Linked DNA regions of Mus musculus: all the other regions are linked to region 3. The links are chromatin loops, found by intact Hi-C in ENCODE. Cell type or tissue: left cerebral cortex. All regions are shown on one strand. Each heading gives the region's core, and the rest is flanking DNA. Links, peaks and the distances in the headings are about the cores only.

What was found. Peaks named below come from ENCODE experiments on the same cell type or tissue, not always from the same donor. Only the 100,000 strongest peaks of a DNase experiment are listed, where the experiment ranks them.
Region 1: it touches region 3 in a loop (4-fold over the local background); 33 of 42 quality-filtered maps call a loop at or near these places.
Region 2: a loop joins it to region 3, with 5 times the contacts of the local background. A loop is called at or near these places in 5 of 42 quality-filtered maps.

Annotation. Positions count from the first base shown.
Region 1 is chr15:58,574,371-58,582,281 of GRCm38, forward strand. It overlaps Fer1l6 (fer-1-like 6 (C. elegans)), which reads left to right. Exons shown (of 41, transcript NM_001370912.1): 15 at 879-979; 16 at 3,505-3,595; 17 at 7,494-7,613. Among named protein-coding and RNA genes, the nearest start is that of Gm36451, 19 kb to the right of the region's middle. In left cerebral cortex, for the core only: a CTCF peak has its summit at 3,968 (motif pointing left); DNase peaks (open chromatin) are centred at 3,650 and 3,929; H3K27ac peaks cover 294 bases.
Region 2 is chr15:58,819,582-58,827,492 of GRCm38, forward strand. Tmem65 (transmembrane protein 65) reads right to left here and starts at 3,846. Exons shown (of 7, transcript NM_175212.4): 1 at 3,262-3,846. The coding sequence starts at 3,547. In left cerebral cortex, for the core only: a CTCF peak has its summit at 4,042; DNase peaks (open chromatin) are centred at 2,937, 3,394 and 4,052; H3K4me3 peaks cover 2,531 bases; H3K27ac peaks cover 1,832 bases.
Region 3 is chr15:58,467,509-58,475,419 of GRCm38, forward strand. No RefSeq gene overlaps it. Among named protein-coding and RNA genes, the nearest start is that of Fer1l6, 39 kb to the right of the region's middle. In left cerebral cortex, for the core only: a CTCF peak has its summit at 4,990; a DNase peak (open chromatin) is centred at 5,148; H3K4me3 peaks cover 461 bases; H3K27ac peaks cover 618 bases.

The DNA.
Region 1 (7,911 bases), core at 2,226-6,225, 110 kb after region 3:
AGAGCAAGGAATTAGAAGAGTGGTCAGTGTCAATAGGCCTTCGTGGCCTCCATGACTAAGTTTATTTATTCCCTTATGATGGCAGTGTAGACAGTTCCCATTAGTTTCCAGTTTTATAAATGAGGAGACTGCATAATGAGATTAGTTCACTAGTAAGTGGCACCGGAGATTAGAACCCAGGTAGCCCAAGCCAGAGCCTGAATCCTTACTCCATTGTGATGCCTGTTCCTCAGATACTGGAGATTGAGTCAGCAGGCACTGGATTTTGGCAGGTGATAGGAAATGCAGCTTTTGTAAATTCTAGCAGAGCAGTGGGAATATGAGCAATTCCCCTTAGACCCCATTTTTCTCTGAGTAGAATCCTAGAATTTAGACCCAAAGAGAAATGTAAAATTATTATGTATATCAATAGTCACTGCTGCAGTCAACCTGCCCCATTCCCTGTCCCCAAACCTGACATACTCAGAAGAGCAAGTATGTATTTAGTGTCAGTAGGATTCTATTACTCTATAAAATTGACTTAAATATTGATTTTGAAGTTACTTAATAATTACATATAAAATTTAAGATTATGAAATATTTCTCACAATATTAGGTTTTCCTCAAGGTGAGTGACAAAAAATGATGCTTAGGTAGATAGGAACGGATCTGGGGCACAATGACTGCGAGTAATGTGGGTGAGGATGCGCATCTGGTCCTACGGAAAGGAGGGATCAAAGTGGGAACGCCGCAGCTGTGTTTCCAGGCCAAGTTCACCAAGGTAAAGGGGCACTTCCGGTCTCCAAAACCACAGAGACTAAGATAGCCAGCTGTTGTTTCTGGGATGTGACAATCAATGGTGTCTATACAAGTCCCATGGCTCTGTGGTTTGTCTTCAGGAAGAAGGCATAGAAGAAGTGAGGGAACTGGTCAAGGTTTCCCAGGAGGCGCCAGAAGAGAAGATGAAGACTGCACTCCGTGACTTCATCACGCAAAGCAGGTGGGTGACGTCATCAGAGATGCGCTCCGAGGAACTCAGCTTTTAGTGACCTTGAGAAATCAGCTACGCTCATGTGCATCGGATGAGCTCGTCACAGTGCTCTATCAGTTAGCAACACTCTTAAAACAACTAAGAAGCCAAGGGGAGGGGGAAGCCAAAACGGGACACACCCACTGCTCAGATACACATGGAACAAGGGGGAAAAAATCCTCATAGCATTAACACCAAGTCACATTAACAGCAAGGGGATCCTGTAGCAGGATAAATGGAAGGTAGGGCTCTCTGGGGCCTTTGGAGGCAGCTTGCCCCCATGGGAGCAACTTGGACCATCCTGAAACTAACTCAGTCAAGACAAGCAAAAATAAGAATTTGCTAAAATAGACTTACTAAAAAGTGAGTGGAGATTAAATTATATCAAAGGTAAAACCCAGTAGACAGGCAGTAGGAATACCCAATATTCTGCTACATGTGTGTACATATATACATATATACATATACATATACACATACACATATACATGTGTGTGTATGTATGCATGTATATATGTATGTATATATACATATGCATGTATTTATATATATATGCATGTAAGCAAAGAAATAAATATGTCACTTGTGCTATCTTCATCTGCTTACATCTTTTCAGCACAAAGCAATATTAAGCATGAGTCCTGATGTGAACCAAGGGCCAGTGACAATTCCCTTGAAACACCTTTTAAAAGCGTCATAATCTCACACCTCATGTGGCAAAGTATCGGCAAGCAAGTAACAGCTCAATAACTTCCATATTCCGGGAGGTCTTGAGGGTGATAATTAACTGTCCCTCCTTTTCTTCAAGTTTTCAGTCAACTGAAAGGACACCCGCATGTGTCCGTCATCAAAACGGTAGTTTTCTAGCCAGGAACTTCGGGTCTGAGAAAGCAGGCTGGGCCCGAGGGAGGTCAGATTGGAATTCTCGCTGCTTGAACCTTTCTTCGACAAGCAGTTGGTCTTCTGAGACCACCTCTACAACAAGGGCAAGCCATTCATCATGTAGAGGTGACCCGGCTGCCCACAGCCAGAGGGTAGGCTGGGTCTGTGAGGTGGGAATGAATGAAGGCAAACATTGCATCACTCACCCCAATTCTGATGCAGAAAAAATGTATTTCCATTAGTCTCTGTGTGATAGGAGAGACTCTAGGCAGCTAACATGTCTACTTGGGCTGGTCCATCCCAGAGAGTGGGATGGAATTCCCTGTACTTTTAGTAATCACAGGGATGCAACAAGAGTACTCCCAACGCAAAATATGACCATCTTACTCTTTATAAAAAGGAACAGGAAATGCAGTTTTAAGAGGATCCCCAAAGAGAGTGTGACAAGGTTTCCAAAAGGTACCAGGCAGAGCCTGGGTGGAGTCTCCCATCCTAGATTCTCCTTTGTAAATTTCCTTTGTAATTGTTTCACCACACAAGGACCACACGCTTATTGTATAATATGTGCATCTAGATTCCATATTCACAGTCCTGTTATGGATATATTTTCAGTTTTCTGTATATTCCTACTTTCAGAGAAAAGAGGTTAAATTTTTCCTCCTGGACTAGTTTTCCCTGCCTTTGCAGACACATATCCTTACATACACACTCATAAAATACATCGTTTCTTCCAAATGGCTGCAGATATTTGCCCAGCAGTTGCTCCTACATTTGTAATATATCCCAGGCAACTTCACACATGGATATATCATAATGTATCTTAAACAATAGTTCATTATTCCATTTATTCTAACACCATGGCAAATACTCTATAAATATATTCTTAAAAGATCATTCCACTATTTCCAAAGGACAAGAACTCTACCGTAATTTTTTAATCCAACTATGCACGTGTTAAAACATACATCAGTTCTATCAAGTATTTGTAAACAATAAATAACCAGTTATTTCTACAATAGCCCACACTTTCTATACTCCCCCTTACCACCACTAATTGTGGATAACATTACTTTTATAAGTGAAGTCTCATTAATTGTAATATCATTTAAATCATCAGTAAAGATAATATGTTCATTTATATTTCTTCTTGAATTTTATTCATAGCCATTGTTATTTTCCTTTTTAAACACATTTGAAATTTCATCTCCAAAAATGTTACTCTTCAAGAAGGTGGGGACATATCTCAGTCTTGATTCTAAAAGATCTGCTCTATATGTAACATTTCAGAAAAGCATTGGTGTGTCTTAAATATGTAAGACTGTATTATTTCATGCAAATTTGTAGTGAACTTTGATAGCAGTTACAATGAGTTTGTATGAAGTAGAATTCGAAAATCTCAAACTAATGCAGGGCCTGGGTATCATTTTCAATTTTTTTCTTAGTTAGAAACAATTAGCACACCATTGTTTGAACCTAAATTTAAAAACCTGGGTTTTGTGGATCTACCAACTTTTCATTGTGCGACAGAGAGTAGATTTTTTTTTCTCCAAATCTCTGGAATCACACAAATGGATTTTCACTAAGCAAGCTGCAAAACGGATCTTCTCTTTCAGAGTTTTTATCTCTGAAGCAGAAAAGAAGCCAAAGACGCTGAACCAAACTGCATTAGATAAGAAACGACTCACGCTCTGCTGGCAAGAGCTGGTATGTGCAAACCTATTTATATTTTGAACACAGCTAAAGCATGTGATTTAAAAATAAACCTCACAGATGCCGCATAGGTCGCAGGGCAGACAAGGACAAGGTTTAAAGGACATATTTTTCTGTGAGGTAGAAACAGCAGTGGAAGAGAATGTGTGTTGGCTAGGAACTCATCTCTTGGAGATTCATGGTGATGAGCTACAAGTCCAGGAGCTCAACTTCTTATTCACATGGAGTCCCCTGCCCTTGTTGATTTCTTCCGAAATTTGCACTTTGCTAAAGCTGGGCATTTAGGAAAAATAGATGCTCTTCCAGAGGACCTGGGTTTGAGTCTTAGCACATGGAGGCTCACAACTGTCAGATCCGGAAGATTTGCTGCCCTCTTCTGGCCCCAGCCGTCATTACACATGCAGATAAACCATGCACACACATTTTCCTTTCAAGGCTAGGCTGCTAGATTCTTTCACCTTGATGTCTGTCCCACAAACAAGAAGCTAAAAGAAGTAACAATTTTCTCCTCTCTCCCCACTGAAAATCCGGGTTAAGGGTTGCCAGACTTCTGGAGGACAGGTGGCTACTGATGCCCCTCTGTGCCCTGCCTACTAGCACGGTGTTTGTAGATGCTTAAAGATACCTTACAGATGCTCAGTCCTTGTGGAATGAGTGATGGCTGAAAAATGCCAGCCCAAGTCAGACAGACCCTGAAATATCTGACTGTAAAGTCCCACCAATAACACACAAGGGACATTTGGGCAACGCTGTGATAATTCTATTAATAGAAATCTCTTAATATTTGACTTGTGTCAGGGGGATTAAAAGATATGATCAGGATTCAGAAAGATCAATTTTTTTAAAACCCTAACTAATCCAAGTCCAGAGGCTAAAGCTAAACCCTTCCTTCATCTTTCTTTCTAGAATATTTATTGCCTGTCCCCTAGGATGTTCACGGAAGCTGGCTTCCATCATCCTCCAGGTCTTCCTGCTTGGTCCTCCCTCTGGTCCTCTAGTTGACTATGCTGCCTATGCCTTGACTCCATTGCATATTCTCGGCAGAGCTCTGCCTGCTTCTTGCCTACCAACTCTGGCTGGACCAAGTCCACAACATCAGTGTCTTTATAGTGCCTTGTATTTGTTACTCTTCTCACCACAGTGAAAGGGTTTATTCCGGCTGGGCTTTGAAAGGTTAATGCTCAGTCATGGCAGGACAGGGGTGGTGGTGTGCATGGCTGAGGGAGTGTGTAGCTGAGGCACTTCCCATCTCATAGATCATGAAGCAGAGAGAAGGATGACAATGTTCGGTGGGCTTCCTCCCTTTTATTCAGATTAGGTTTCTCAGCAGATGACAGTGACCAGCCCAGCCATTCAGGCTTAGCTCTTCTCTCCTCCTTAGAAACCCCCCCACGTACTTACTCAAAGCTGTGATTCATCAATGCCCAAGGTATTTAATTGAGTTGCCAATAAAACGTCACCATCTTAGTCTCACGTCTCTTGTCTCTAGGGCAGTATCTCTTGCCTCCTAAAGGAAACCAGATGTCTTGGAACACTTCCCACTCAGTATCTTCTACCGATCTACACCTTTCCCAACTTTCTTCTCCTTCCTGTATTGGGATACCCAGCTGTACTTACTGATTCAACCACAAGCCTGTGATCAATGGTGACTTTTTAATCCCTCATTTTAAACCATCCGTGCAACCCTAGATCCTGTTGATTCTCCCCCTTAAGCATTCCAGAACTTACTTCACTACTCGAGCCCCTGAGAACCTCTGGTATAGACTTTGCAGTAGACTTCCTCTAGCTTATCTTCCATTCAAGAATCAAAATGGCTTTTAAAACAAAATGCAAGGTGATTACTTGTTCTTAGCAAATCACTGAAGTTTGTCGATGTTAATAAAGTCTGGATTCCCTTTGCACGGCATGCAGAGCAAACAGTGTATGACCTAGCATTGTGGCCTTGTCCTGCAGTGTGCCCTCACTCTGGAATTGTGTTCTGACCAGCTGGACGCTTGCTGCTTGTATATCTGCACATGTGACTGCTCCCTCTGTCAGGGCTGTCATTTGTTTAATTACTGACTGATGGATTCCATATGGGTCAGGTCAGATTGAGATCCTCCGGGAAGCTTGGCTTCCCCCGTGTCTGATCTCATGAGGCTTTATACATTTATTTGTATATATTGCTTTCATTTCACAAAACTGTCAAAAGAACCATAGTGTACAGCTGTGTTCTCGGTACCTGGCAGACAGCAGGTATTCATTCTTTTGGTCAGCATTACCAGAAGGCTTCTTATATGTTGGGCACAGACAAAGTGCTAGGAACACAAAGCTGAAAGTTCTTAGTGTTTGTCCCTGAGGAATCCATAAATGGCCTTGCTTATTCATTCTGAACTTACTTACTACCCTCTGTGTGCCCAGGAGGTACCGTATGTCACAATGGTTGTTCAGGATAAGGACAAGGCAGGAACCCCCTGTCCAACTGCAGATTGGACAGGAGAAGACAGAATGCAGGCAGGCAAACGACACAGACATAAAAATAATCTTAGGTTGTGATTATGAAGGGAAACTCGCCAAACCCACAGAGAACAGGAAAATATTTGACAACCTATAATTCCGTGGCGACGTTTAAACCGAAGCTACATGAAGTCTAGAAAGAACATTTGTGCAATAAGATCTGTGTGTTATAGCCTTAGGGTAGAGCAGCCTTGGCATGCCCCAGGATCTCTTGAGGAGCCATGAGTCTGGGGCACAGTGGGAGAGGAGAGAACGCTATGAGACAGATAGAAAAGCACAGCCAGCTCACAGGGCCTTAGAAGGTACTGTAAAGACTGTTTTTATTTTTAAACAAATCCTGTAAGTATAGGTGGAATGAATGAGTAAAAGTAAGTATTGCCTTTGCTTCTTTCCTCCCTTCCTCTGTCCCTCCCTGTGCCCTCCTCCTCCATGTCCCTCCATGTCTTACAATACCTAACACAAGGCTGATCCCACATCTCCCAAAGGCAGAAGCATGAAGGCATCTCAAAGTTGACATCTGGCTTTAACTAGTCCTCTCTCCTACTCTCAGATTTCCTCCCCATCCCATATGCCTCACTGGGAAGGACATCCTCTAATCCTTCCTTTCTTGGCATGGTCTCATGTAGCCCAGGCTGAGCTCAAACTTTCTTTATGTAGTTGAGGATGGCCTCCCTCCCAGGTGCTGGAGTTACAGAGGTGTACCACCATGTCTGGGTTATAAAATGATGGTGTTTGGCATTTAACGCAGATGTTTCTCAGATGGCACCTTTGGCTGGAAGCATCCTTCATAGTTCTAAGTTGAGAAAGGGACATACATTCTGGACTGATCTGGAGATCGGGCCCAGGAGCTGTGTGGCTTTTTTTTTTTTTTCACCTTAAAATGGAAATCTTGGTACCCACCTCAGAAGGTCACTACGAAGAGTAATGAAAGAAAATTGCAGGCATAGAGTAATAACTCAACACAGCTTAGCTGTTGTTATTAGAGTTCTTATTAAGCACCAGGGAGCTTAGTTCAGCGACTGTCTCATAGTCACATGGTCTGGACACGCTTCTGCACTTCCTAGGTCTCAAACATCTCATCTATCTACCAAGGCAGAGATGGTACCTACTGTCTTTACTGTGGTAGATTTCTTGTGGACTCGGTAATCAACTCTACAGGCAAAGCTCACTGAGGATATGGGGAAGAAAGCTTTCCAGAGAGGGTGAGATGAGTGAATCGAACTCCTTTGTCATTTCTGTTCAATAGTCAATGTGCACGATGTCAGACCCAAAGCCAGTCCAGAGAGTAGTGCCTTAGTGTGGGACTTGCAAACACCTCAGGACGATCCAGCGCAAGGCAGGGTCTGTTGCCTAGACTTCCGGAAAGATCTACACCACAATTCTTGTCCTTTTTTAGAAGGCAATGGCCGACGAGGCTGAAGGGGTCATTCGGCAACAGAAGAAGAAGCTCTCTCTTGATGAGATGATCCGAGAAGCTCAGAACTTTGTGGAGAAAATCCACTTTCTTGTGGATGAGGTAATCAACGCTACAGGCGAAGCTCATTGGGAAGAGAAGAAAGAAAGTTTCCCAGAGAGGGCGAGCATTTGCTTGGGGATGGAAGGAGAAAAATTTAAAATCAAGCCAAATATAGATTGTTGATTTCTCATAAAGTCAGAGTGTTCAACAGAGTAAAACGCATGTCCCCTATCACAAGAACTGTCCAAGCAAGCATGTTGATGGTGGGAACCTCGAGGGGTTTTCAAGCATAAGAGAATTTAAACTCATGTTCAATAAAGATTAAACAGTATCTATTTTAAGGATAGTTGTGAGGAAG
Region 2 (7,911 bases), core at 2,226-6,225, 350 kb after region 3:
ATCTCCCCCAAAACCAGCTCTTGTCTTACATAACTCTACAGTAACTGTAGAGTTCTTATGTAGGAACCTTCTACAAGGTACCACTGCAACCAAGATAGGCTACTTCTAAGTCTGTATCATAAAAGACTGGCTTCTAGAACTCCTTCCAGCCATAGCCAAGACCTCAGAAAGCCAAAAGCTTGATTTCAATATCATGAGAGACTATGAATAAGAAATACCCAAATGAGTGGATCCAGGACTTGGGGACACTAGAAACTGTGTGGTGCTTGTTCTGTGTTTCTGTGTGTTTGATATAACCTGTTTTAGAATAACAACTAACACTATCTTGTTTCAAAAGCAAAATGTACTTTTAAAGACTTTAAAAATAATTATAAGCAGAAATGTTAGTTGCAAAAATGAGGAGGAAAGAATTTGCTTTAAAAATCTTGGCTGATGCTAACAGGCAACTGTACCGACGTCATACATCAGCTCTGCTTTTGACAGAGCCAACCCCTACTGTCAGTGGAATGCCTGCTACCTCTGCAAGAGAAAACAAGTTGAGCAGGTAAGAGTGTAACATAAACTCTGCCTTCAGATTGGAAAGGAAAAATCAGTTTGTAATTTTAAAACCGAAACAACCCAATTCACTCAGATAAGATATCCCACAAGGTCTGCCTCATCTGATATAAACTGATTCTAGAGTGATATCTTGTCACAAATTCTACCACAGGCCTGCTGATAGACACATGAGAAAGATAAGAACTGAGTGCCACATTTCAGCAGATCTTATGACCCATTTCAAAGCAGAGATGATTTTTTTTTCCTTTCTGTAATGTTTTATCAAAGCCTGAATGCTTCCCAGGATAACCTTAAGCACCTTTCCAAGGACACACAGGCTTCCTATAGTAAGAACCAGCCCTTGCCCAGGGACAATATGTCATTAGAAAGTATAGCTAGTACTCTACATTTAGTGCTTTAGTTGGTAGTTTACAGAATTAAGATGGATGACATGGCCTGCTAGTGAGGCACTTGTCGCCAAGCCTAAGGGCCTGAGTTTGATGATCTGGATCCAGTGTGTTGGCAGGAAAAACCAGACAACCCCCATATGTTGTTCTCTAACTTCTACAAGCATGCAGTAGCATGCTCACACACAAATAAGTGATGAAAGTATTAGAAGAAGAAGAAAAACAAGAATGCTGAAAAGGGTAAAGAAAACATGAGAGGTTTTCATTTAAAACAAACCAAGAAACCCACTGATTTTAGAATAGTATGTATGAGGGACAAGAATTCCCAGGGCAGTGAGGTCCTTTTACCTTATGTAATTGGTGAACAAGGTAATATACTAAGCAAGTCTAGTTATCCCCTTAACTACGTGATTGGGAATAAAACTTAAGTGGGCACCAAGGCACGCTAAAAACTGACGCAGCAGCACCTCTAAGTGTCACTGACTCGGAAGCTAGCCAGAAGCATCAACAAAGAAAGACAGATGTCCAAACTTTGAAGTGTTTTAGCTTATAAAGGGGAGACATTAAACCGCCAAATTGTTTCCTATAGATTTACCTCTCTTTGTTTTTTCCTGAACAAATACATTTAAATGACCAACGGCTTCCTCAAATAATTTAGATCCTTAAGTTTTATTGATGCTAATGACCTCCATGGACTTGAGGTTTTAGGTCCTTCCAAGGATAGCTAAAACCATCTTAGATTTTAAAACACTGTCTTCATTAGAAAATCTAACACTCCTACCCAATACCCTGCTGGTATGTGCAAAATAGATAAAATTTAGCAAGTCAGGTATTGATATTGTAAAACGTGCATTTCAATAACTGCTATAAAATTATATTCAAAGGATCCTCCAATCTTATACCATGTTGACAATGTAGAATTTCCAAGACCTCGCTTTAGAAAAGGGAAAATGACGTTTACAGCCTCACCTGAGCGACACAAACTGACTTTCTAAGATACGCCTGTCTATATTGTTTTCAAAGAGAACTTTTTCAGAATTTGAGTCTTTTTAAGCCACACATAGACTAAAGGTATGCTAGTTTTCGGTTATGATTTTCTGTAATGTTGTGATTTACTAACTGAATTGATTGGAATACTGCATTTTCCTGAAAAAGTGTTGTGGGTAAGCAATGCCTGAAATTATCCATTACTTTATAGTGGCTCACAATCCCCTAAACTGGGGAGAAAAAAAAAATCAGAGTAGTAAAGGATACAACCAATAAAAAGTCTCTTAAGTTGTAAAGGTAATCTAATATCAGGCAAGAGCTTGCTTTCCTCCCGTGCACAGGCCAAATGCAACCTTTCAAGATGCCTGAAAGCCACGTTCCGAATCAGTGCTGAAGTGTTCTATACTTCAGAACTTACAGAATGTTTACATAATACTTTATATTACCAACTTCAACTATTTAAAAACTTCCTAACACATCCAAATGTCACATAAAGAGTAGCTGTGTTTTTGTGTATACAACAGAATTTACATAGCAAGAAAAAAAAAACTTTAAAGACTGAATCCATTGTAGTCTTTGCATCTTTTCAATGCCTTTTCACATACACTCAAATTCTGACCTACCACATTCCGCACTTGTTTTAAAAATATCCTATCTTAACGTGTCTGTTTAAAAATAGCTTTCCTTTCATCCTTTCCCAATTATTTTTAAGTAGAAGTGTGCTTTTCATTTTCAAGTCACAGATTTCTTAGCCCCAACCACCCAAAAACTCACTTCATTCTTTCAAACTCCAAGGAAACAAACTCTGGAGTTCAATTTGAATCTCCAGACTTCCAGTACACACTCAGTTGCTGGCTCGATACAATCTTTCCTTGGGCCATTTCACAACCAAATGTGAGAAGCAATATAACAAACCAAGAGCATCTTGGGAGGGGACATCCACACACCTTCAAGAAAGTTTCCGGCTGCCTGCCCAGTTCCTGGCACTTTCTTAGACCAGGCAGGGCATGCCACCTGCATGGGTACACGGTCTCAGGAAGACACCAAAGGCTTAGGGAATGGAGGGCTGGAGAGAGGAGGCACAGGACAAACCAAAACACAACCCTGAGAGGCAGCTGACATTTCAGGATGAAGCTCCGAAATTCCACGGCCAGGGAGGCACCAGCCAAGCTCGGCCCTAACTACCTGGCACGATCCGCTCGTGTCCTGTCTTGGGGACACTCGGAAGGTGGAAAGTTTCCCCTTTCGGCCGTGCCAGGAGCGGGGCAGAGTGTGGGGAGGCGACAGGGGTCTGAGAAGTAGGTCTTCCCAGGCGGCCCCACCCGCTTACCTTGTGCGATGGCAATGGACTCGAAGCGGTGCAGCTCTTTGAGCAAGCAGCTCCTCTCCGTGGAGTGCAGGCTGTAGATGAAGTCGCGCGCGCCCTGCGCCGTGTTCAGCGCCTCCATGGGCTCCTTCTTGGGGTGTGTGCCCAGAAGCCGGGGACCGCCGGGAACCCCGAGCGCCAGCAGTCCCCGGCCGCAGCAGCACCAGGACGGCAGGCGGGGCGCGGCGGCAGGGCCGGGCCTCAGGCTGCGCGCCGTCCGGCTCCCCAGCAGCGGCAGCAGCCGGGACATGGCGCTGGAGCGCGACCCCCGCAGCGGTCCCAAGGGAAGACGGCTTCGGGGCGCAGCTGGACAGAGGCTCAGGAGCTGGGCTCAGCCCGGCCCCGCCCCGGGTCCTCCTGACGCGCGGCCCGGGCGCCCGACACCATGCACTCGGCGGGCCCGCGCGGCGACCGCCTCCCAGCCGTGCCCGCTCCGCTTCCCGCAGGCCGTGAGCCCGGGAAAACTTTCTGCGCCGCGGCCGGGCCGGGAGCTCGGAGCGGGCGGGCGGTGCGGGCGGGCGGGCGCCTCCCGGATGAGGAGCGGCGGCGCGGGCGAGCTCGGCGAGCGTGTCTGATCTTCCAGAGGGATGAGTCACCGCGCGCCGCCCTCCTCCGGCGCCGCCCTCCGCCGCCGACCGCTTTCCCACCCTCTGGCCTCACGCCGGCCTCACTCGGTAGGGCTGCTGCGCCCTCAAAGCAACCGCGCCGTGACAATCAGGCCCGAGCCGCAGCCGCCACCCCTAGCGGCGGAGCCCGGGATAGGAGGGCGGGGCGGCAGGGACTGGGCGGGGACTGGGCGGGGCCACGCAGGCGCATAGCCGCTTGGGAGGGAGCTCATCCTGGAGTCTCCACCCACTCCTTTGCGTGGCAAGGAAAGGAAGGGGTGCTTACCCCGTCAGACGGCATCCGCCTGTGTTAAATGCACGGCAGAGAGCAGCAAAATAGAGTTCAGGGCTGGATGCCCGGCGGGGTGGTGCAGCTCCCGCACTGCTCTCCGAAGCACCGTCCTAAATCTGGAGTTCGGACGGCCCTGGAGGAGCAGCCGGATGGATAAGAGCCTCGTGGGGTCACCGCACCCAGCCCAGGCCTGCGGGACATGAAGCACAAAGAGCCGCACCCTTCGCCAAGCCAGAGAGTGCCCACCGAGGCCAGACAGTGCGGCGCTGAAACGCCCTCTCTGGCAGCACCCTGGGGAAGGCGGCAGGGCCGGCTCAACCCGTCCCAAAAAGAGGAGGGTGTGAGGCTGAGACTTAAGATTTGGGGAGGAGAATACTCTTCCCTGACCCGACAGCTGTTTACTTGGAGATTGTCAACTCTGGAGCCAGGGCGAGAATGTCATAAACCTTTATCGAATGGTCTCTGGGGATTTATGTCCCTCTTTTGGTGCCACGCGGAGGAGAGACTCATCCCTCTTGCCCAGATCCTAGATATTTGCAAGGCCAGGGTCAAATGTCACCTCCTTCATGAAACGTTCCCTTCTTTGTAAGGAAGATCACTGCTTTATCTGAACCTATCTGAGGACACTTAGGCACCCTATCTTAGAAAAATAAATCTGCTTAGACGATAAATCTACTCAAGTGTAATCAAGATCCAAATCCCCTCCTTATCGTAACCACTGCTGCAGCTCAGAACCTTGCATGAAGTGAATGTGCTATAAGCACGTAAGACAGCACAGCCAGTCCCACAGCTGTGGTTTTGAACTTGCAAATGCAATGAACCTCAGACCAAAAGTACTTGGAAAAAAAAGATGTATCTGCAGACTTTCTCATTATTCCGTTAATGGAACAGTGTAACAACTATTTCCGTGCACCTACACTGTATTGGTTATTATAAGTAATCCAGAGATGATTTAAAGTATGTCGGAGAGTCCAATCAGCTGTACTTTTATAAACCCTTCAGTTAAAATTAATGTCCTCAAGAGTGAACGGGAGGGGGGACGGGGGGGGGGAGGCTAACTGGGGGGGGGGGGGAGACCCTCCCCTAGAGTGGGTGGCACCTTCTGCCGGGTGGCCTAGAGAAGAAGAGGACTCCTCGAAACTCTGAAATTCCCATATTGCTTCTTTACACTGCCTTCAATTCTTACCAGAGAACGTGTCCACCTTTGTTCCTACTGCTGCCCTCCACTGACACCACTGTTCCCTTCTACAGCCTTCTGAGCTGGAATGACAACCAGAAACCCTTCAGGACTCTTCCAAGTCCCAAGCACCAGATTTGGACTGTGGCCAAATCCAGCTTCATGTACAGTGTGTGTGTGTGTGTTGTGGGAGCGGGGGGGGGGGGGGGGGGGAGGGTCCTGCAAGCTCTACAGCAGCAGGGAAATGAACTACCAGAGCCTCAGCTCAGCCAGCAGTCAGCTGGTGCTGATTCAGACTTCTGGAGTCTGACACCAGACCAGTTTATTTTAGACTTATTTAAATAAAGTACAATTTTGGAAAAGTTTCTTGGTAACAATTATCCCAATCCCACCTGCACAATAAAGCTTAAAGCTACACTGAAACTAATGTGTAAAGTTCATGTGACCTCGACCATGAAGATGGGCTGTTTAGCTTAAGGGCCTAGGATCTGGTGTGCTTTTGGTCATACAGATAGAACAAAGGTTACCAGGTTATGAAGTGCACATGACACCTCCTCTAAGGATGGGTTCTATTGACTGAGAAACAAAGAGAGGTCTAGGGAGAAAGAATCTAGGATAGCCCTATAGATAGCAAAGATCTCCAGGCTATTAACAACATACATTCTCAGCCTTCTTGGTGGAAAACATATACATTTTCTCCACTGAGGAGACAACGCTGTGTGATTAACATTCCTACTTTCTCCAGTGCTTATCTGTGATTACCGGTGCCCTCTACAGTACTGAGTGGCTTCTGGGTTCTCCACCTTTGCAGCATACAGATGCCATTGTTGGAACACACACACACACACACACACACACACACACACACGGTTCCGTTTCTCTCAGAACCCGATGGATACACTTATAAGTCATTGCCTAAATGTGTTAATAGTACATTGTTAAGCAGGGCATGGTGATGCACAATTGTAATCCCAGCACTTGGAAGGCAGAGGCAGGAAGATCAAGGAGTTCTAAGCCAGCTTTAGCTACATAGCATCTTCAAGGCCAATGTGAGCTACGTAAGACCTGTGATGGTGGCAGGAAGTGGTGGCACGTGTCTTTAATCCCAGCACTTGGGAGGCAGAGGCACGTGGACTTCTAAGTTCGAGGCCAGCCTGGTCTACAGAGTGAGTTCCAGGACAGCCTGGGATACACAGAGAAACCCTGTCTCAAAAAATTAAAAAAGAAAAAAAAAGACCTGTGATGGTTTGTATATGCTCAACCTAGGCAGTAACACTAGTAGAAAGTGTGTCCCTGTTGTAGTGGGTGTGGCCCTGTTGGAGTAGGTGTGTCACTGTGGGTGTGGGCTTTAATACCGTAGTCCTAGCTGCCTAAAAGCCAGTCTTCTCCTAGTGGCCTTCAGATAAAGATGTAGAACTCTCAGCTCCTCCTACACCATGCCTGCCTAGATGCTGCCATGTTCCTGCCTTAATAATAATAGACTGAACCTCTGAACCTGTAATCCAGCCCAAATTAAATGTTGTCCGTTATAAAACTTGCATTGAATGTTCAAAATACCACACCAAAACAAAACAATAACAGTCTCCAGGCTGTGTACTGAAATTCTTCTCCACTGAAACCTCTTGGGCCAGGTCTGCACAATTCAAATCACTCTCAGCAACAAAGTCTTTCATATTCCTACTAGCATGACCCATTAAGCCCCAGTTAAAGCATTCCATTGCTTTCCAATTCCAAAGCCCCAAAATCCACATTCTTTCAAACAAAAGCATGGTCAGGCCTATCACAGCAATACCCCAGTCCCTGGCACCAACTTGTTAGGGTTTTACTGCTGTGAACAGACACCATGACCATCCAGACAATCCACTGGCTACAGCCCATGAGTCAGTGAACAGTCCTACATCTGCCCTTTTCTTCTTCTAAACAAACTGTAATGCCATGTATACTGCCTGAAGTTCTGCCCACTGTGAAGATTTTCCTTCACCTGTATCTTTCCAGGTTGTCCCAGAAAGGGGTTGTAATGCTGCAGCTGTCCACTTCTGGGTGGTGCCTTCATATCATGCAGAGCCATCAGTAAACCAGGTCCTAGTCGTCTCTTCTTCCTATGTCCTTATGTAGGTCTCCAGCAGAAGATGTGTACCACCACGACTAGATCTGAGACTTGTTTTGTCCCAGGCTGACCTTGAACTTAGAGATCTCCTTGCCTTAGTCTCCTGGGACTCATAGCCACTATGCCTCAAGATCTCCATGTCAAGATCCAGGCCAGAAACTTATGTCTCCTGGCCTCAAGATCTGGATCACAGGTGTGCCTTCCAATTCTGGATGGTAGTTCATTCCAGATATAGTCAAGTTGGCAACCAAAAATATCCATTACAAGACCCTCTCCTTAAAATAAAAGTAGTAGATTGTCAATACTCACTCCCAATGAATTAAACTGTTGTTATCTTCTGGCTTTGTGTAGTTCAGCATATTAACTCTAGGCTTAGCCATGTGATTTGCCTTAGCTGATAAGAGAGACACTACAAACCGGATCTAATATGCAC
Region 3 (7,911 bases), core at 2,589-6,588:
TCCCCAAATACAATCTGCCTGCAAATATGTCTGCCTGGAGAGCTAAAGAAAATGACTTCCCTGTAGGAACACCATGAGGTCCGTGTGAGCTGTCTGGGTCCAGGTGTCTGTTGTCTTATATATCCTTAACTACTTGATTATTTTTGTTATTGGTTAAAATTTTGTTTTCCTCCCAAATAGAACTACCCTGTAAAGATTTTGTCAGGTGACTGCATTTTGCTTGGGAAATGTAATCAAGCAAACTGAATGCACTCAAAGCAGCCATCATCCATTTGAAAGATCCAGTGAACATCCAAATCAGTGAACTTCTTCAAAGCAAAACTGACTTAAGAGGACTCAGTGTGTCTGGGGGGAATTCATCTTATAATGATTTATGCAGAACACCCCTGAGAGACTGGTGTTGAAAACTAAGCCATGGTGGAACCAACGTTTGTGTGATGGTTGGCATTTTGAGCAATGTTTAAAGACAAGCCATGTAGTTGTACAGATTTCCACGTGAGAGTGGAGTGGAGGACCAGGGATTGAGCTTGCGTTTCTCTTTCTACCTCTTTGGTTATCAAAGGGTTAATTGACATAGAGAAATGCAGAGGGAAGGAGAGGGAGAGAGGTTGAGATAGGTATAGAGTTAGAAAGGAGAGACAGAAGAGGGGAGGGGAGGGAAAGAAGGAGAGAGTGAGCATCCTTGAGCAAGCACAACCTGGGTGGTGACTCCATCAGTGTCCACTGACACCCCATTTATCCCTTTCTTTGTTTTAAGATAGACTATCTTTTATTATTTATTCATTGACAATTTCATCTATGAAAACAATGCATCTTGGTTGTATGCACCCCAGCTCCTCCCTGCCACTCCTTCTAGGCATCTCAGCATCATTCCTCTTTCTGATGCATGGTCTGGTGTTCTTCCCACCTCCCTGAGGTCAGACTTGACCCATGGTTTGCTTCATCCCGTAGGATGTAGATACCAGTGAAGACCTTATTTCCAGGGCACAGTCTCCTAGTGCCAGTGCAGTTTTCTCACCACCTGACCTCTGTCACTTTCACTGATGATGACATCATCATCCTATGTCCCCTGGTATGGCCACTGTGGACTGCAGTCCCTGCCAACCTGTGATGGATGGGTGATGGATAGATGGATGATGGATGGATGATGGGTGGATGGATGGATGATAGATGGATGTATGTATGATGGATAGATGGATGATGGATGCATGATGGATGCATGATGGGTGGATGGGTGGATGGATGATGGATAGATGGATGATGGATGGATGATGGATGGATGATGGATGGATGATAAATGGATGGATGATGGATAGATGGATGATGGATGGATGATGGGTGGATGATGGATGGATGATGAGTGGATGGATGATGGATAGATGGATGATGGATGGATGATGGGTGGATGATGGATGGATGATGAGTGGATGGATGATAGATAGATGGATGATGGATGGATGATGGGTGGATGGGTGGATGGATGAAAGGTGGATGATGGGTGGATGGATGGATGGATGATGGATGGATGGATGTAAGTGACATGAGGGAGGACCCTTTGTTTCCTTAGCTACCAACTTTTGATGTTTGTTTGCAATGTATTCCATATCCTATCCTAACTGATTCATCATGTAACCTTGGGCAAAGAACTTTAATCTGATACTTGACTGTTTCTCCTCTTACCAAATGGCTACCTTGATCCATGCAGTTGGTTTTCAGAATGGCATAGGGTGACTGACAAGGAGCTTATTCCATGTTGTGTATCCTAGGGTTCTACCACTGTGAAGAGACACCATGACCATAGCAACTCTTATAAATGGAAATATTTCATTGGAGCTTGCTTCAGTTTAAAGGTTTAGTCCATTATCTTCATGGTGCAAAGCATGGAGGTGTGCAGACAGATGTGGTGCTGGAGAAGGAGCAGAGGGTTCTACGTCTGGATCATCCAAAGGCAGCAGGAAGAAAGTGAGACACTGGGCCTGGCTTGAGCATGGGAAACCTCAAAGCTCACCCCATGATATACTTTCTCCAACAAGGTCACATCTTCTAATAGTGCCACTCTCTCTGTTGACAAAGGATTCAAATATGAGTCTATGGGGACCATTCTTATTCAGACTACCACAATGTAGATAGGTAGAAAGAATGCTTTAGTATGTGCAAAAACATTGTTCCATACAACAATAGAGGTGTTTGTGTTATACATTAATGTGTGTCCCCGAGTCATGATTGACATTGGGTTGACAGCAAGGATGTGGAAGGGAACCCTTCTCACTGTTCACCTGTTTCTTGGATAGCTGTTTGGTGAGGTGGATGTGCCAAGAGTATGGTTCTGAACCTCACACGGCCAGGACCTGTTTGTGAGCCCCGACCTCAGTTTACCTGTGCTGTCTAATGTCCAGGTCGCCTCATTTCACTTTCCGCCCCTGAGGCTTTCTGTGCCTGTTGATATGGAGAATTTGGGGGATTGATGTTATGAATCTATTTGGATTTTTTTTACATCTACAAAGAGTAGAGGCAAACCTAGCTAACCCAAGTAGCAAAAACGGAGGACAGCATAGTCTCCAAAGCATTGCAAAGATCACTGAGACCACAGGAAGGGAGAGCCGAACTTGGAGGCCACATGGTCAAGGGCTCATTCTTAATTATGCTACAGTTCTTCCACACTTCAAACTGGCTCTGTCGGTGTCACTGCTTGGGTTCATCACTATTTGTACTTTTATCACCACCCTTGGATCATGTGGTCCCCGCTTCTCCTGTCCAAGCAACAAGCCAGCCCAAGCAATATCATTCTTTGAAGAGCTTTCTTAAGAAAACAGAATTTAGACGGTGACTTGGGGCTTTGGGTGGCTAACAGAGAGTGTCTTTCAGTGTGAGCTATGATGTCCCCATACGGACGTGGACATACTGTCGAGGTTCGTGAAAAATGAGAAGCGACGCTGCTTTTGTTTTTGCTTTAGTGCCAATCTAAAAATTTATATCCAGCTGCCTTTGTTTTACAACCATCTCTAGGAACATAACTTCAGCGGTAAGCCTGCTGACATCAACTACGGCTCTTTTACTTTGAGAGTGCAATTGGGCTGGGGACAGAAGCCCAGCGAACTCAGGATGATGTCCTCGGGTGGCCGCAGGTCATCTGGGCTCCAGTCTCTGCAGGAAGCGTCTGTGGAATCTGCTCATGATAAATGGGGGGAAAGCGAACTGTATGCAAAACCGAACGACCTCCCGAATGGCGGGCAGGGCCCCCTCTGGAGCGAGCAGCAGTGCATTCCCTGCACAGCACCGTTGCCTGGCACAGGAAATAAATGCTGCGGAAGAGGATTTTATGGTTTTACAGAGCTGCTGGTATCCATTTAATATGTTGGTTGAAAAACTGTCGGAGGATTGTCGGCACGAGGATTCCATGTCCACGTGTTTCAGGAACATCATCGTAAGACAAACATTAAGTAAATCGCATAAGAGCAAAAATCCCATCTATATTAACATCAAGAATCTCAGCGTCTTCTCCATTGAGAAGGGATACGGACACAGCTTGAGTGTGCCAAGCTGTGAGCTCACGAAAGCTTGAGGTGGGAGTAGGAAGGACAGCTTAGAGAAGGGAAGAGCACACGGAAGACCTATGATGAGACAGCACTGTGAGGAAGTGGGTCACCACGGCAGGTGCAGCCTTGGCTTCAGTTCAATTGAACACCACACGTTCAATGAGACGTTATTATGGAATGTAAGCACAAATCCTGCCTGGCACATAGTAGATGTTTCACACTCACGGGTGAATGAATGGATGCCTACAGGAAGTTGGTGAGGAGTGCTATTGGAGGACCTGTTTGACTTCACAAAGCCACTGACCAGTGAGGACTTGGTGACATTGGAACAATTACTAAGGTGACAAAATGAGAGTAAATGATGATTTGGATACAAAAAATTCTAAGTAGCTGTGGGTGCTGGGGTGAAGGTAGTGGATACAGTATGTGTATTAGTCTGTTAGTGCTGTCATAACAAAAGAGCTCAGACTTCATAGCCTAAACAACATGGTGATGAGACTGGCTCTCTTCCTGGCTTATAGAGGGCTATGTTATTACTACATCTGCACAGGACTGTTGAGATAGACATAGAGATAGATAGATAGATAGATGATAGATAGATAGATAGAGATAGAGATAGATAGAGGATAGATAGTTAGATAGAGGATAGATAGATAGGCAATATAGGTAAATAGGTATATTAGATGATTGATAGATAAATGAAAGTTAGATAATAGATAAATGGGTGATAGATCAGTAGATAGATGTATTATAGATGGTAGATAAGTAATAGGTGGTAGAAAGATAGTAGATGACAGATAAAGATAAAAGATAGATAATGGATGGATGGTATCCAGACAGATAGACATGATAGATGATCTAGATAGATATATGATGGATATATAGATGATAGATAGATAATTGATGGGTAGATGATAGATAATCTGTCTATCTATAGATATATGGTACATATATGACAGATGAGAATCTGCTTCCTCCTCTGCTAAGGAGGGACATCACCCCGTCACTTTGGTCTAACTGTGATTATCTACCTCCTCAAAAGCTGTGTCTCCAATAGTCACTTTGAACATCAGGACTACGTTATGGGAGGTATTTCCCTTTACTGGGTGCTTTGCCACATTTCATTAGAAAACCAGATTCCTTTCTGTATTTCCCATTCCCAAATGCTAGGAGTAGTAGCTTTGGGTGCTTATGTGTCAACCTCTAGTCAGTACAAAGGGCAGCAGGTTTGGTTTTTGTTTGTTTGTTTGTTTTGTTTTGTTTTTAGAACCACATTATATCCTAGTAAATTGAGCAAAATGAGCAGAATTAACAAAAAAAAAACCCAAATATCTTTTAGGATTGTAAAAGTAATTGCAGATAACTCGAAAGACACAGAAGCATAAAGCTGCCAAGAGAAATCCCCCTTCAGTCCAGAACCCAGAGCCCATCCCTGTGTGTTGTGTGTTAATGGAGTCGTGTGTCTGTTGTCTGCAGCAGCCTCTAGGGGGCCTCTGAGCCCTATCCTAGTTCCGGTCTCTAGCCCTGGACAGCAATCTTGCAAAGCTTGCAGTTTCCCCACTTCAACAAAGGCTTTGCAGAAACCATTAATCAGCTGGGTGTGCAGAACTTTTCCGAAGGAAGAGAGGAGTAACATGAAAGCCGGGTGCTTTGAGGTTGCAGCCAAAGGAGGCTTAACCTTTGGTACCATTGAAAAATGTCTCCATCTTTAGTTCTCGCAGTGACAGAATGCATGAAATCACCTTGGACACTGTCCCGTTCAATGTCTTGCAGGCTTTTTGCAGTAAACAGTAGCCTGTCTGCTTGACAATGTAACACCCATCAGCTGCTTCCTTATATAAACGAAGCTTAAAAATGAAAACAAGAAAGAGATTTCTTTTTTAGCTATGTAAATCAGAATGTTCCCAAACCTAAAATTACAGCCATTTTCTAGCTAGAATTAACAACACCAGGCACCAACTCACCAGTCAATCATGGTGCCAATCAGTCTTGAGTAGAAGACATTGCTTTTGAAGTGGGGAGGGCTAGCAATGGCAGGAAAGGGACAATTAACCTTCCAGTGTGTGGCAGCCTCTGTGCATTCATTTGGTCCCAAACCCCCATCATCAGCCGGAGGCTCAGAAAACCTGGCAGAGCTTGCCAAACATTCACTATCTCAGGTCCAACTGAGCAGCCATCCTCCGTTCCACATTTATGCAGCGCCTTTGTGGAAACACATTCAACACAACTGGCCGTTTAGGAAGCACAAATGAAACCCATTAGGAAAGGGCACTACACACTTTTTAGAACGCTCACAAACAAAATTAGAGACAACGCTAAATGCTGGAAAGGACGAAAAACAACCATTCCAATGTTACTGGTAGAAATTTAGGACAGCCACTTTGGAAAGGTGAGTTTGCCAAAACTAAAGACACGGTTAACCTGTGACCCAGCACTGGCAGCCCTGGGCGTTTATTCTGGGGAAATGAAAGGTTACGCTCACACAAAACCTTCACACAATTATCTACTGCAGCTGCGATGGCTAGTTTTAATTGTAAATTGGGCACAACATAGGGTCACTTTGAAAGAGAGCCCTAGTGAAGAACTGTCCACATCATATTGTGTCTGTGGATGTCACAGTTAGATTCTGTTGACACACCTGGGTGTAGGGGACTTCACTTGCAGAATTGCTTCCATTGGCTTGACCGGTAGCCATGGATATGTAGCTTTTTTTTTTTTTTTTTTGACTTTAGATTGATGGGCAAAGATCCAGACCACTGTAGGCAGTACAATCCTTAGACGGGGGGCCTAAACCGTATAAGAGCATATATGATTTTGGATGTATAAAATGAGGGAACTAGAATGAGAGGATCAAATCAGGAGTGGGAGAGAATTGGGGGGGTGGGTGGCTAGGGAAGGAATATGAGGGAGGATCAGTTACAACCAAGGGCCATCTGAGGAGTGATATGGAAACCTAATACAGTACAAGTGTCCTCTAATGTACATATATGAAGATGATTTAAATGAAATCAACAATTAACAGGAAAAACAGAGCCCTAACTGGACATCTCTCGTTGCTAAATGAAGCTCACACTACCAGGAGTGGGTTACATGTAAATGGACCTATTGGCCAAGGAGTCCCATGGGAACCCCCAAAGGACCCAGGCTATTGTCAAGACTATTGGAAGCTCTTCATATATATGCAGTAGGGCTCTGTTGCTGAAGACAACACCTACACAGCCTGTCAGTCATGGGGATGTTGAAGTGGTGCCTACCTAGAGCTTCCAGCCCTATAGACTGGTGTTCATGGTACTGGAAGGCACTGTGCCTGCCCCTAAAGGAGAAGCATAAACCCTAAGCCAGCTACAAATTGTTTAATCTACAAGAATGACCTGCCCGCAAGACACACTAATGCAACAGTGGCACAAAGCTTATGGGAGTAACCAACCAATGGCCCACTCCATGAGATTGGAACCCATCTGCTCGAGTAGCCAAGAACCTGAGGCTAGATATCCCAAGGACCTAGGGGGCAACCAAATACTACTGCTCTGCTAAAGGAATGTAGCGATAAAATGATTCCCTAGAACACTCTGCTATACTAGATCCGTGCCTCGCTCAGCCATCATCAGAGAAGATTCCTCTTGTTACATAGAGATGGGAACAAACGCAGAGACCCACAGCCAGACAATATGCAGAGGGTGAGAGACCTTGGGACACTCAGCTCTAATCTCTCCCTCAGGGCTTAGGGAACTCTTCAGGAAAAGGAGGCAGATGAATTCAAGAACTAGAAAGCATGGGAGATACCAAGGAATCAAGGCCTTCTAGACTCAACAGGGCTGGCACACATGAACTTGCAGAGACTGAGGCAGCATGCACAGGGCCTGCAGGGGTCTGACCATGGGGTTCTAGAGCTGAAAGGAGAAATGAATACAACCCATCCCTAACCCAGAAGCGAGTTCCAGGACAACCAAAGCTACACAATGAGACCTTGTCATGAAAACAGACAAGCAAATAATAATCCAATAAATAAAATATTAAGGGCTGGTGAGATGGCTCAGTGGGTAAGAGCACCCGACTGCTCTTCCGAAGGTCCGGAGTTCAAATCCCAGCAACCACATGGTGGCTCACAACCACCTGTAATGAGATCTGACTCTCTCTTCTGGAGTGTCGGAAGACAGCTACAGTGTACTTACATATAATAAAAAAAAAAAAGAATAAAATATTAAAAGTTTAAAATTTTAAATTCTAAAACTCGGCAAGAGTGACAGAATGTGGGTTTCTTTTAGGAGGGGAAGCAGGTTGTGTGGGGACATATATAGGACATATATAGGGTGACAATCTCACATCAGGGTTTAGGTCACAGCCCAAGGCAAGGATGCGCCATGGTTTTCAGTGG